Linked DNA regions of Homo sapiens: region 2 is linked to region 1. A link is a contact called in ENCODE Hi-C data. All regions are on one chromosome and are shown on one strand. Each heading gives the region's core, a stretch centred on a gene start or an enhancer-like site at or near the end of the contact. The rest is flanking DNA. Distances are from core to core; before and after follow the strand shown.

Region 1 (7,530 bases), core at 3,688-6,187:
CCCAGATGGCACCAAGCCTCCGCAGAGCCCACTGCTCAGCTCACTCTCCCCCAACCCCTCCTACCTTCTCCTGATGGGATCTCTGTTTTCATCCTGAACATAAGAAATCCGTCTCTTCTTCCGTCGGTTCTTCTGAGAAGGTGTTTTGGGCATCAGCTCTGGCTCTTTGCTGAATTCTCTGTTTGGCACAAGGAGGGTGTCACTCGAGGCTGCCTGGGAACCACTGGTCCCCTCTCCCACCCAGCCTGGCCCCTGCCCATTTCCTGGCAGCGACAGGTCAAGCTGGGGTGTCCAGCACCAAGTGAGCTCTCCAAGGCCATGTGCAAGTCACCTGCGGGCACTCAGGGCTTCCTCCTGGAGACACGGCAGGGAAGCAAGCTCCCAGGCGCACGTCCATTGCCACATACCCTGAGAGGCCCAGCCAGCAACGATGGCGAATAGGCAAGGGACTGGATCTCTCCTGCTGCCTCTTCCCATGACACTAGGTCAGGCCCCCAGCACACTGCACACACAGTATACAGCAGGGAGCCCTGACAGGCTGTCTGTTTTGCCAGGTAGGCGGGGACGAGGGGCTGTTGTGTCCCCAAGACCAAAGCAGCCCAGACAGGCCCTGGTGTTCCCAGCCTCTCACTGTGCCCGTCTTCACCTGGTGAACATGCGCTCGGCCTCCTCTTGGATTTCCTCAAGCCACACCAAGTCCTTATTATCCATGTTGCAGAGAAACTCCATGAGCTTCTGGTCACATAGCTCCAGCAGGTGAATGGGCCCTGGGGCCGTCGTCCCCATGGTGGCTCTGTCTGGTGAAGGCAGGGACAAGAGGCACAAGTTAGGGGCCCAGGGTAGGGGTCTGGGGCTTTCTCCAAGCTGCAATACCCACCTGACCCACAACCACCACAAACACCCAGTGCCCGAACCAGGGCCCCTCTCTGCTCACAGCCACTCCCCAGAGCTGCAGAATTCCAAACACTCATCCCCTAGCCTCATCTCTACAAAGAGAAGCCCTTCTACTCACACTCTTCAAATACCTCCCTGTCCCCACCCCCCCGCCAGCATGACTGTCCCCATAAGTCCACAGTTCCCAACCAATTCTGACATTGACAGTCCTCCTTATAAATGGCCTTTTCTGGGCTTAAGATGACAGGGCACTGCCATCTGTCTTCCTGGCCACCCCAGGGCCCCTCACTCCCTGCCCAAACACAGTCCTGCTCTCGCTCTCCAGTAGGCCCTCATCTTACTACTCATGGTTAAGTGAGGGCTAAGACACAGCCACCCTGCACTACATACAAGCTGACTCCAGACATCAGGCCAAAGAACATCAAACCCAACTGCCTCTTTAAGAGGCCAGTGAGCAGAAGAGATTCTGTGTTCCAAAGGAATGAGTGAGAAAGTAGTGATCCAGAGATATGCCCTCAAGGGGCCTCCCACAACCCTCTCCCTTGAGCTGAAATGCCCTCCAAATGGAGCATAAATAGAACAAGAAGGGAACAGTAAGCAATATCTTGCTTTTAAGAAAACTTGCCTACAAGCATTGAGCAAGAGAAAACACAAAAACAGTTTTTTCTCACTTTCTTATAAAACTAGCAGCTCAGGTATCCTCCTTAAAACTTGATAACCAGCCGGGTGCAGTGGTTCACACCCGTAATCCCAGCACTTTGGGAGGCCGAGGCAGGTAGATCACATGAGGTCAGGAGTTCAAAACCAGCCTGGCCAATGTGGTGAAACCCCAACTCTACTAGAAATACAATTAGCTGGTCATGGTGGTGTGCGCCTGTAATCCCAGCTACTTGGGAGGCTGAGCCTGGAGAATCACTTGAACTAAGGAAGTGGAGGTTGCAGTGAGCCAAGATCACACCATTGCACCCCAGCCTGGGCATCGCAGCGAGACTGTCTCAAAAAAAAAAAAACAAAACAAAAAACTTGATAGCCATTACAAAAACTTCAAGCAAGGAAGAAGTACAATCAGCCCTCCATATCTGTGAGTTCCACATCCATGGATGCAATCAACCACCAGTGGAAAATATTTGAAAAAGAGCTGCATCTGTACTGAACATGTATAGACTCTTTTCCCTTGTCATTATTCCCTAATAATACAGTATAACAACTACTTGCATAGCTTTTACATCATATTAGGTGTTATAAATAATATAGAGATATAAAGTATACAGGAGGATGTGTGTAGGTTATATGCAAATACTATGTCATTTTATATCAGGGACTTGAACATCTGTGGATTTTGGTATCCAAAGGAGGTCCTGGAACCAATCCCCTGAGGATTCCAAGAGACAACCATATTCTACTACATCACAACAGGGGCTCATTAAATATCCCAACAGGTGAATGAGTGAAAGAACAAATGAATGGGTGGTGGTCATAAGCCATAACAACAAACTGCATGCCTCAAGTCAATGGCAGTGATCCACCATCCTGACTTACCTCTTTAAAACCAAGAACTGGCCGGGCACGGTGGCTCACGCCTGTAATCCCAGCACTTTAGAAGGCCGAAGTGGGCAGATCACGAGGTCAGGAGTTCAAGACCAGCCTGGCCAACGTGGTGAAACCCAGTCTCTACTAAAGATACAAAAAAATTAGCTGTGTGTGGTGGTGCACGCCTATAATCCCAGCTACTCAGGAGGCTGACGCAGGAGAATCGCTTGAACCTAGGAGGCAGAGGCTGCAATGAGCCAAGATCACACCACTGCACTCCAGCCCAGGCAACAGAGGGAGACTCTATCTCAAAAAAAAAAAAACCATGCACAACTCAGCCTCCCACCTACAATGGAAGGTCTTGTAAGGAAGGGATAAATTGCTGACCCCTTGATCCCTCACAGGGCGTAGCACCAGGTCAGGTTTCAGTCTCATGGGACTTCCTCAGGCTTGATTCAAGGACACAGTAGTCTTTGTTCCTCAACAAGCTCTGCCCTGCGTCTGGAACATTGTCTCACATTTTGTATGGCTCACTCCTCATGGCTTGGATCTCAGATCCTCAGGAAAACCTGAAAACCAATCTAAAGTAGCCCCAGCCATGATCCCATTCATTGATTGTAATTCTCTGCAGAGCACTTGCGTGCTTGTTTACCTGTTGCTTACTGCCTGTCCCTGCCCACTAAACAATTGCTCTCTGAGGGCAAACCCCTGTCTGTCTTGCTCATCGTTGAATGCCCAGAGCACAGCAGTGCCTGGCAACAAGGACTATTTGTTAAATGAATTAATCCACCCATCAACTCTACACCTAGAAATAAACATCCTATAGGTGCTCATCCCACCACACAAAGGGCACCAAATAAACTTAATCTGCACAGGTTAGAACTGACCAACACATGTTCAAAACCCCTGTTCCCAGATGCCAAGGGCAGCAATAATCAGGGCAGGGCCAAATGGGCAGGATCGTACAGGCTTTGGGCTGAAACCTCGGCTCTGCAGCCAGCCAATCATGGGCAAGCCCTTTTCACTGTCATCCCTCACCTTCCCCTAACCCTTCTGCACCCAGACCACAGCCCTGGCAAAGCGCAGGACCTCAGGCCAGAAAAGAGAAAACTGTTTAAGGAAGCCAAAGGTTTGCAGAGAAAAGCAACAACTGGCTAACTTTTTAAAAAGTATTTGTTCAAATGGGCAACGTGGATGAGAGCTTCTTTCACAAAGTCCATGAAAGCAATTGGACTTCTTTCACGGGGAGGTTTGCTTCTAGCAGACCTTAGCGCAACGATTTAAAAAGGGTTACCGTAAGTTAAAACAGAGGTGACCCTGAAAAAGAAGGAATCAGTGTACCAAGAATCAGGCTCCTGGAAGAGCAGCAAAAATCTCTTCTTCAACCCATGTAAGCACCTGCACACAGATAAAGAGCACTCAACACCTCACCGAGGAAGACACTCTCCAGTCTTCCTCCTCTCCAACACTTCTTCCACACCATACACCAGACTGAAGGCCCCATCGTCCTCCTCTATGACTCCTGTCCTTTTCAGGGTGCTGTAAGTTGGGCGCCTACCACACCTCTGTGCAGAAAGCGCATAGCAGCTGCTCCCATTTACTGAGTCATACTCCATGCCCGAGTCAGACATCATCTCATTTAATTCTCACCACAACCTTGAGGATACGCATGGGCAGATGAGGAAATTGAGGCAAAGAGAAGTCAAAATCAGCCGGTAAATCAGGGGCATAAATAGAACCGTGCCCTTAACCACGGGCTATACCGCCTTTAAACCGTGCCCTTAACCACTGGCTATACCGCCTTCTAGATATCAACTTCTGAAAGGCAGGTGCCCAGTCTTGGCTCTGGGCAACCCCGCGAGCAACCCATGTTAGCTGAATGAGACTGAACCGCTGACAGCGAACAGGCTTGGGGAGTGACAAGGGGCGGCCCAGCCTCCGGAAATGGTCAGTTTAAAATGCTGCTCAGCTGGGGGCGGGGGCGTTGAGAGAGGGGTTTAACTGCACAGAAATGCCATCTGGCATCATTCCGCCAAACAACCGGGTTGGTTTCGGGCTTCCTGCGCGTCCAAGTCAACACTAATCCTCACAGGCACAAGGTGCCAAGCAGCCGGGAGCGGAGGGAACGGGGCTATGCTCTAGGAAGCTGAGGGCCTAGGTGGAAAGGGTGGGAGGCATCTCGGGCCCGAGAACCAAGGCAGGCGACCTCGCCACTTGGAAGAGGTGACCCTCATATGCCCAGGTAGCCAGGGGCTGGGGTGGGGAGTCACGACCCTGGTCCGGAGTCGACAGGGACGGAGCAGAGGACCGGGGAAAAAATCGCGAACCACCCCCCAATCCCCACGCCCACGCGCACTCACTCGACTGCGCCACGTCCCCTGAAGGCTGCTCCGATCCAAGTCCGGTGGTATCCCTAGGTAAGGCCCCGCTTGCCCAGACCCACTTGGCTCCGGGCCTTCGGGACTCACCGCACGGGAGGAGCAACCAGGCGGCGCAGCGCGGGCGAAAACTATGATTTTCAAAACTGAAGGCTCAGCCAATCCTCGGCAAGTTTGTCCGGGCGGTTGCAAAATTTTAAGCCAATCAAATAACAGGAAGTACCAGTCAGCCCTCCTATTGGCCATATCCACTAGCAATCTGCGGGACTAAGAGGCGGGGAAAGGAAGCGAAAGACTTTAAGCCCCCTCAGCTTCCGGGTGCTGCGGCCGCGGCCGAGAGAGGAAGTAGATCCCCGCCTGGGAGGAGCCCGCAGACCTGGAACTACGAGTCCCGGCGAGCACTGCGAAGGCCACGCGCGGCTTTCTTTCTTCTCCAAGCACGGTGGCAGTCTTCTGATCTCTGCTGCTTTTTTTTCCTCATAAAAACATGTATGTATATACTTACATTGCTGAAAGACCAGCTTTTTAATGTAACAAATTATCTAGGTACAGAAGTCATAGGTTCCTCTTCCCATGAGAAAAACATTCCTCAAAATACAAACCAAACAGCATCCCAGAGGGAGTAAAATTTCATTGTACTGAAACATATACAAATTAAGGCTACCTTGGTATATAAACAATTTAGAAATTATGATGGAATAGTTCCACCAAATCATTTACGTATAGGAATTCATGCCATTTTTTAAAGAATTGGTAGTGGGGCTCAATTCAAACAATATTATGCATCCTTACATTCAACTTAATACACTTAGCAGCTATAAGGAGTGTAACTGTAACCCCACTTCCTGAAATCTCAGGAGTAATGTTAAAAATCCAAACCCATCAAAGGCCAGGGTGTTACGGTATTTGGCTCATGAATCGAAAAGCCTAATCATTTCAATTTAATCTTTACAAGTAGAACAAGATCCAAACATGGGACGTTTTCTTATTTTTCTTTGCTTTTGTGGTTGTAATGCCCTTTTGGTTTTCTGAGCAAGCTGAATACATCTGATAAATACTACCATTGGACAAAGGATCTAAACATTGAGATGTTTTACTAAATCAAGGTTTCAAGTTGGCACAATGTTTTTACTAAGTCATATTTCAATTAGTTCATCTTTCCAATATGGAGGCGGGGGGGGAAAGACAAGGACTAATATGTCCTATAAAGAATCTCTGGCCGGCGAGATCCCGCCACTGCACTCCAGCCTGGGCGACAGAGCGAGACTCCGTCTCAAAAAAAAAAAAAAAAAAAAAAAAGAATCTCTGGCCGGGCGCGGTGGCTCACGCCTGCAATCCTAGCACTTTGGGAGGCCGAGGCGGGTGGATTGCCTGAGCTCAGGAGTTCGAGACCAGCCTGGGCAACACAGTGGAACCCTGTCTCTACTAAAATACAAAAAAAAATTAGCCGGGCGTGGTGGCTTGCACCTGTAATCCCAGCGACTCGGGAGGCTGAGACAGGAGAATCGCTTGAACCCGGGAGGCAGAGGTTGCAGTGGGCCGAGATCGCGCCATTGCACTCCAGCCTGGGCCACAAAAAGCAAAAAACTCCGTCTCAAAAAAAAAATCTCTGCCGCTTTTGAGAAGTAAAAACAAAACGCCTTGTGAATGGCAACGGAGTGTGCGTTTATCTAGAGCCTTCTGTCATCTCTTGGGCGACAGAATCCTTGGTCACCTACCCTGGTACTGGACGTTTCTTGAGAGAAGTGGTTCTCATGCAGAGGAGGTTTTATCCCACCTCCGCCCCCCACATTTGGCAGTGTGTGAATTCATTTGGGTTTGGGAGAAGGGGTTAGTGGTATTTGGTGGGTAAAGGCCAGGGATGCTGCTGAACGCCATCTAGTGCATAAGACAGTCCCCACAGCAAGGAATTACCCGGCCCCAGATACCAGAATTGCTGCTGTTGAGAAACTGCTTTAGACAAAGTCACTTTACTCTGTGAGTCAAGGTTGCTGTTACCTGTAAAATAAGGCAGTTCAATCTTGAAGAGATTTGTACATCCACGGTCAGCTACCAACAGATAGTTTACCCTGTTCCCAGGTCGTCTGTAGTATTTTTCCTCTCCCTTTCTTCCCTCTCTTTATCAATTCTGTTTTTGCCTTTGTTATTTTACTCAGTTTACCAACTGACTCCATCATATGTGAGTAAATAATTTGTGAGCAAATTAACTAAACATTTCTGAGTTATTCTTTGAAGAATGTAAATAATTGGAAATCAGCTGAATCATAAAAGGATATGTTACCCAATCGTTAATCATTCTGTTTATTAATTCTGACATGAGTATCTCAAATTGTTTATTTGATTGTTACCTCGGAGAGTTTTCTACCCTGTGCAGTGCACTTTAGCAAGTTTCCAAGGGGATTAAGGTCCGTCTTTCTCAAGAGAGAGAAGAGCAACTATAAAAGGGGCTGAGGGGGCCGGGCGTGGTGGCTCACGCCTGTAATCCCAGTACTTTGGGAGGCCAAGGTGGGTGGATCACCTGAGGTCAGGAGTTCAAGACCAGCCTGACCAACATAGAGAAACCCTGTCTCTACTAAAAATACAAAATTAACCGGGCATGGTGGCATATGCCTGTGATCCCAGCTACTTGGGAGGCTGAGGCAGGAGAATCGCTTGAACCTGAAAGGTGGAGGTTGCGGTGAGCCGATATCGTGCCATTTTACTCCAGCCTGGGCAACAAGAGTGAAAC
Region 2 (7,289 bases), core at 3,693-6,192, 440 kb after region 1:
AAGGATTCCGGCCGCAAGAGCAAAAACATTTTTTCAGTGCGTGTTTTCATCAGGATCTCTCTACGCACCAGGCATTACCTGGGAGAATTCTTGCCATTCGGCTCTCGGAGGTTTTACTGTCCCCATCTTACAGATTAGGAAACTGAGGTGTGCCAGCATCCAATCTGGGTCCGTGAGGTTCCAGAGTCTGAAGTCATAACTACCCATGGGCTACAATGCTATCTTCTGTCATGGGGGGGAGGGGACTGTCCCCAGCTGACTTCCAGGTGGTTCAAGGAGGAGCATGGAAGCAGGCGTGTGAGACGCCCCCAGGTAGCACACAGAAGGGTGTGTGAGAGCCCCGCCTGCAGCCCAGCTTCCTTCTAAGGAATACTGAGAAAGCACTCGGCTCCTCATGTAAAGAGTCATAACATGAGGTATGAAACCCACCCTCTGCCCTCCCACAGCCTGAAGGCAGCCTCCTCCGACTCCCACTGTTCCCTCCTGCTGTGAAGAGCCCGGCAACCCCCAGCTCCGCACACCCACCAACACCAGGCCAGCCAGACACGGGAGCCTGCGCGCTCCCACACCACCAGGCGCTCCACACCCCCTCCGCCCTCACTTCCCACAGAAACACTTATGGGCACAAGCAACTTTACACACGTGCACTCCCCGGGCAGCCCCGCGGTAATAACAGCCCCATCCCCATCTAGAGGACTTAGGCGTTCCTGCCAAACACCCCATGAAAACACCCTTACCCGTGGTCACACCAATCCCCTCCACGGCATCTCCCTGGACTCCTTCCTCAGCAGCAAAGAGGTCCTCACAGATAAGGCAGTTTCCTGGGTCTTTCCTGCCCACACACACAACCCACGTCCACACCCACACTCACGCTTCCCATCCAACCCAGAAAGACCACGCCCAGCCCAAGTCAGTATCAGAAACAAAAAAAGAAAATCAAAATAAACCATTTTCAGCCCTATCCGCTGGGGAGGTAACCGCATCCTGCAATGTCCTGGGCTCCGCGGTTCTAAAAGATTTATCTTCCTCTGACCACATGCTCATTGATATTTCCCCCAGCGCTACTTGCCCAGTCCACTGGAGTGTAATGTAAAGCTATTCCGGTGAGAAATTGAAATCACAGAGTGATGGGCCAACAGGTGATTAAACACTGAGGTTCCCCTCTGGTCTCGAGGAGAGGGACTGGGGGAGGAGTGGCTTCCAGTGACAAGCTGTGCCTTCAGCTGCAGCCTTCTGGCCCGCTGCTGTCAGCTCTGGTCCAGCATCCTCTGGCCACAGATGCCTGGCTCCCCGGCACCCCTAAAGCACAGCAGCCAGGCACTGTGATTTATGGGGCAGCTGAGGAATTGCCAGGAGCTGAGGAAAGCAACTTTTAGAGAAACATGGACAAGGAAAATGGGAATATGACTGGGGACCAGAGTTGAAATATTGTAGCTCCAGGGAGCTGCTTGCCCTCGAGGTCCACTCCTAAGTGACTGGCCCCCTGCCTCAGCTGGAACTTACTCGAAATCAGCATCTGTGCACAATGACAAGGGTGCTAACCTGGCTGGGCTCCCTGCTACCCCAAAACCCCAGGACTGGGAAGAAAGCTCAGCTCTCCTTTTGGGGAACAGAGGCCAACTCCTCCTCTCAGTGTCTTCAGATCTGCCCTGCCTGCCACTCAGCTCTGGTGGGCAGTCCCAGCATCCCAAGCAGAAGGCAAAGGGTGGCTGAAAAGGGCTCCTGGAGCCCCAAACCATAAGGCTGAGCCACAAATCAGAACAAACAGGAGGAGGTGTGGAGGGTGAGCTGAGGAGACTTGAATACTGAATATTCACAACAGGGAGGCTGTAGGCTTCCTCCTTAATGGACTCTGCACTTAAGAGAGCTTTCCAGACATGAGCTGAAGTGCCCAGCAACTCCTCGGGGGAGGTATGAAGCACTGCAGGGAGCGGGTGAGACAGGCCATGGATACCCCTCAGACCAACATGGGAATGACCAGGGAAGCACCTGCAATGCTGGACAGTGTCTGCGTGGCAGCTACGGGGACAGGGCGAGTCCATAGCATGGAAAAGTCAGCTCACAACCCTGGGTCTGGGAGGGCCGTGTCCTCCTTCCACCCACATGGCTTGACACTGCAGCCTGGGCACAGGGCAAAAACTTTCCTCGGGGAGCAAGGATGTGAAACAGGTTGCTGGCTAAGGCAGACACCCGCATGGAATGCTGAAGAAACGGCCTGGGTGAGAGAAAAACAGGACTTCCAGCGCCATGGGGCAGGGTCTGCAACTCAGGCTCTGCAGCTTGTTGTCGGGAATTAGGCTCCTGGTGGCAGAGAGCAAAGCACTGTGCAGCCACCCTCATCCTCCCCACCTGGGAAGGCACTTCAGCCAGAAGTGGGGCCACATTGGGAGAGGTGCCACACCTGTCTGCCCTCAGAGGTGCCTGTAGCCCCCTTTCCTTTCCCCTATGTGTCTGAGGGCATCCTCCACACCTCCCCCCCCCGTCCCCCTGCCATCCAGCCTCAACCTCCCGCAGAACCATCCAGACCTGAGCCACATCGATCTGTGGATGCTCTGACCCACTTCATTTCCTTCAGGCCACAGCCCAAAAGACGCTGATGTGACTGCTCCCCACCCCCGTTCTCAGAACCCAGAGCCAAAGGAAATTCTCCAGAGAAAACACACACACTTCCCAAGTCTTCCTCCCACACAGGTACCCTAGATCTGTCAGCCACAGACACCTCCCAGACCTACCCTGGCAATGAGGCACGTCTGCTGCCCAAGCAAAGTGCTTCCTCCTGCTTGGGCCACTCCTGCAGGACTTCACAGCTGCCGGGGCCATGCTCAGGACTGTCCTCTGGAGACCGGGGGCCTGGTTCCAGCTCAGCAGCTGACTCACAGTGTCAACAGATCCCACTTGCCCCCACCGGGAGCATGTGCGCTCAGGGCCTCTAATTCCCTATGACAGGCCCTCAACCTTCCGGCTCCCTTCCTCCCAATCACATCCCGTGCCACCATTTCCTATGGCTCCTGCCTCCAGCCCTGGTCTCTTTACTTGATGAGACTCTCTGACCTTTGTACAGTCTTTCGCTGTTTGCAAAGTGTTTCCACGTGCACCATTTCCTTTCATTCTTTACTACCAGACCACCATGTGACATGCCTTGATTGGTGAAGTCACCTGCTGAAGGTCACACAGCCAACACTGGAATTAAAGTGATATGGCTCCAAAGGCATCGGACAGTGCTCCGGTTATAGGGAACTCATCAGCATCTCCAAGCACCCACCTTGGCAATTTGGCGACCACCTGCCACCCTACCCTCAACATCATCTTTTTGGACTCATAAGTGCCTTCCCCAGCACAAGCTCAACCCTGTGATTCTTCTACCACTGATCCCACTCCCCCAAGAGATCCACAAAGAACTGAAGATTTCCCCTACACTGTAAGACTTCTCTAGGAGGAGCTGCAAATTGCTTCTCTGTAAAGTAAGGCACTAGGTGATGCTGAGTGAGACCTTCACCCAAAGCTTCCCAAAGGACTGGTGAGAGCAAACACAATCTCAGCGCAGATGGAGGGGTTTTAACATAGGAGCTAAGCAGAGAGGACAGACAGAGCCCTTGGAAAGGAATTTAAGCCTGGGGGTGGGAGTCCCGGTGGCCCCAGCAGATTCCCAGTGGCTGCAGAATCATCTTTCAAGCATACCCCAATCGATCCAATCCTCTGGACCCAAAGGCTCCCCAGCATCAAAGAAGAGAGGCAACTCCCAGATACCCTGGAGTGAACCCATCAACCCAGGGAGAAGGCAGGACCCCGTGACTACAGATAGATGGTGCGCCATACCACTCCCTCACTCGCTGACCCGGGTTACCTCTTGGTCCTGCTTGCTTCTCAGGACATATTCTGGGACACCGATCACCACTGAAAATCATCCACCCCTCCCTTCATTCCCAAAGCTAGATGAAAAGCTAGATGAATGGTTCTCTCTACCTTAGCCCAGGACAACGGTAGTGCCTGGAAGGTCTCTATCTGGGTTACCATCAGGGCCCTTGTGGTAGAAGCTTCTCCTGGCATCTCTTGTTTATGCCCATTATAAAGGACACCAACCTTCTCCCAGCCTTCTGCCCTCCTCAGTCCAGTGTACCCAACAGGCATTAAAACTGGACCCCCATGACAGAGGCAGTGTCCCCTTCATCGCCCGTGAGGAAGGATGGGCATTTACCCTTCCCATTCATCAGGATGGGAGGGCCACGGACTCCCCCCGCGGCAGTGCCGGGTAGCCCCCCGCACCACACCGTGCCAAGGCCCTTTCTCACAGTCATGCCAGGAACTCTAGCCATGCTGAGAACACCAATTCTTCAAGCCCCCAGTGCTATCACCCCAGATCATGTCAAGCCCAAGGCCAGAACCATCCCAACACCCAAGCAATGGCAGCACTTCCTCACACCCATGCTAGCGGCACCACCATGCCGGCACGAGCTGGCCACCTATCCCATAACCAGTCCGAAGGCCGTGCCCATCACCTACCTGTGCAGACAGCTGCACCACCTCACACCTGCGTGGCCACCACCGCACCAAGGTGGAGGCGAGTCTTCTGAGACCCGTTCCAGGAAAACCACGCCGCCTGTGCCGGACCCACGTTGCCCACGCCCGTGCCACGCGTGTCACCATCCCCACGCTGGTGCCAGGGGCTCCACAGACCTCACACCTGCCACGGGCGCGCGTGGCAGCTGCAACTCCGCCCGCCGACCCGTCGGGCCGGCCACCGCGCGCCCTGGACACTGCCCAGCCCGCCGCGCCGCTCGCACCGCGCCCGCGCCCAGGACCGGCCCGCCGCGCCGGAGGCCCCCCTTACCTCCCGCCCGCCGCAGGGCTCGGCCCGCCGCCGCGACCGCCACCTCCATCCTGGGCTCCCCAAGGCCCCGATTCACTAACGCCGCTTCCGCAGGGCGCCGGCGCCGGCGCGAAGGCCGCCTCCGCCCCCCGGGGGACGCTGCGTCCTTTACGTAAACCCCTCTCCGCCGCCAGCGGTGACCATGGCGACGGTCGTGGGGAGGCAGCGCCCCCTGGCGCCAGGGAGGGGAGCGGCGTCGAGGCCAGGGAGAGCCGAGTCTTCCGCGGGCGCCGGCCCTGCGCGTGGGGGCGGTGGGCGCCTGGCTCAGGCTCGGCTGGGGTCCCGTGGGCGGCCGGGAGGGGCTGGACTGGCCGCGATGCGTGCGGGGAAGGGAGCCGCCTGGGTGCCTGCCCCTCCTTTAGGTCCCTCGTGACCAGTTTTAGCGTGGGAGAGGGAAAAAAGGAAGTAGGATCACTGGAGAACTGGTTCATTTGTGGGGAGGAGAGAGACGGGTCCCACCTCCTCGGGGTGACTGAACTCTGCTTGAGAAGTCAGAGCATGGCTAGAGTTCCTGGCGTGACTGTGAGAAAGGGCCTTGGCACGGTGTGGTGCAGGGGTCTACCCGGCACTGCCGTGGGGGGAGTCCGTGGCCCTCCCATCCTGATGAATGGGAAGGGTAAATGCCCATCCTTCCCCACGGGCGACAGAGCCCGTGGGTACCCTGGGTACCCCCTCCTCCCTACCACCCCCCCACCCCCCACCCCTACCCCCGTTCCCAGTGCCCAGCATCGTGCCTGGTCTCCAAAGGGGTTTACTTGGTCAATTTTGAATTTCTGGTAAATGAAGAAAACCGCCCCTCCTGTTCCCCTTCACGCCCTTTCATTCACCGTAAGTCGCTTACACCTCCCTGGGAGCACTGTGCTGAACTGGGGGAGTGGAGCACAGAGAGGAGCAGAAGGCGGGCCCTGACTTCAAGGAGCTCATTCTGCTGGGGAGGAGACGCAGATGGAGGGGGTTTTAACACAGAAGCTAAGCCGAGAGGACAGACAGAGCCCTTGGAAAGGAATTTAAGCCTGGGGATGGGAGTCCAGTCTGCAGGTCGGGATGACTCAGCTGGGTCCCAAAGATCCAGTAAAGATTCATCAGAGACAAAAAGGGGAAGAACGTTTTCTTTCAGGCAAGAGAAGTGCCTCTAAAATGTTTCCTAGGCCCTGTTGCCACCCCCAAAATCACAGTGATCGCGCAGTTCAGTAGAAGTGGGAGCCATAGGTGAACAAGGAGGTGTGGGTAGTGGGGTGCCCGGCTTGAGCAGAAGCCTCGGTCTGAAAATTACGTGGACATTTGGGTTGGAAATGAGACTGTGAGGCCAGGACTGCCTTTTATTGAAGCAGATGGAGCCACTTCTGGAAGGAGTTCTGTGTTACCTGTGATTATTTAGAAAGCAAACTCACGTAGGTAACAAGGAAAATGAGGAGTGGGCGCATATACCCAGTGGGGCACCTCAGGGGATTCAAGGAGGAGTTGAATTCCTCAAGGCTCAGGAAGGGCAGAGATCAGGGGAGGCTTTAAGGGACAACTGTAGCAGTATCAGTTTAGGGATCTTCTTTCTAGATCATTGCCATTAATCAGAATCAAAACTGCCAGATTGGATGTCTCTTGGTTCAAAGTTCCCGATTCCCAGAAAAAAAGAATCTTATTAGTCCAGATCAGGCCACGGTCAATCAGCTATGGCCAGGGCAGAAAGTGCTTTGTGATACAAACATGTCAGTCCACTTTTCCCCGTTGAGAGACACTCCCAGAGGAGGAGAATCATGACCTGAACAGCCAGTCCAAAGACTGTCGGCCAGGGGCGGTGGCTCATGCCTGTAATCCCAGCACTTTGGGAGGCAGAGGCAGGTGGATCACCTGAGGTCAGGAGTTCGAGACCAGTCTGGCCAACATGGTGAAACCCTATCTCTACCAAAGTACAAAAATTAGCCTGGCATGATGGCAGGTGCCTGTAATCCCAGCTACTCGGGAGGCTGAGGCGGAAGAATCACTTGAACGTGGGAGGCAGAGGTTGCAGTGAGCCGAGATCGTGCCATTGCACTCTAGCCTGGGCAAGAGAGCCAGACTCCATCTCAAAAAAAAAAAAAAAAAAAGGCTGTCTACTACGGATCCATCCCTTAGCTGTCCCATGTACACAAACTCACATGTGTCCATGTGCACACATGTGTCCCGACACACGCCAGTCCTTCTTCCCATTCCTCCAAAGTTGTCTTCACCAGACAAGTACCAACAGTCACCTTCACACTTGATGTCATGAGGCTACTATTATTTCAAGATCTTCAAGGTGATTGATCCCATCTGGTCATTTAACTGAATTAAAGGGTTACTTTTACCATCACCAAATCCTTTGAACTCTTGCTACTCAGAGTGAGACATTGGCACCACCCAGAAGCTTAACGGGAATGCATAATCTCAGGCCCAAGAATCTCAGGTT

Evidence for each region. Hi-C counts contacts between places; a loop is a spot of excess contacts on that map. Pooled maps may share reads with other maps.
Region 2: a loop to region 1 is called in a map of CD4-positive, alpha-beta T cell, with 3 times the contacts of the local background. The contact joins the promoter of DAGLA here to the promoter of INCENP in region 1. A Hi-C loop is called at or near these places in 3 of 168 maps with a recorded cell type or tissue (CD4-positive, alpha-beta T cell, CD8-positive, alpha-beta T cell and naive thymus-derived CD4-positive, alpha-beta T cell) and 9 of 50 pooled maps.

What each region holds. Positions count from the first base shown.
Region 1 is chr11:62,121,418-62,128,947 of GRCh38, reverse strand. It overlaps INCENP (inner centromere protein), which reads right to left and starts at 4,937. Exons shown (of 19, transcript NM_001040694.2): 1 at 4,785-4,937; 2 at 647-797; 3 at 65-178. The coding sequence starts at 786. It overlaps LOC124902681 (a long non-coding RNA gene), which reads left to right and starts at 5,237. Exons shown (of 2, transcript XR_007062697.1): 1 at 5,237-5,291. RefSeq lists enhancers at 84-583, 4,066-4,647, 4,637-4,706, 5,237-5,326.
Region 2 is chr11:61,678,044-61,685,332 of GRCh38, reverse strand. DAGLA (diacylglycerol lipase alpha) reads right to left here and starts at 4,942. Exons shown (of 20, transcript NM_006133.3): 1 at 4,829-4,942. RefSeq lists enhancers at 1,397-2,070, 2,071-2,745.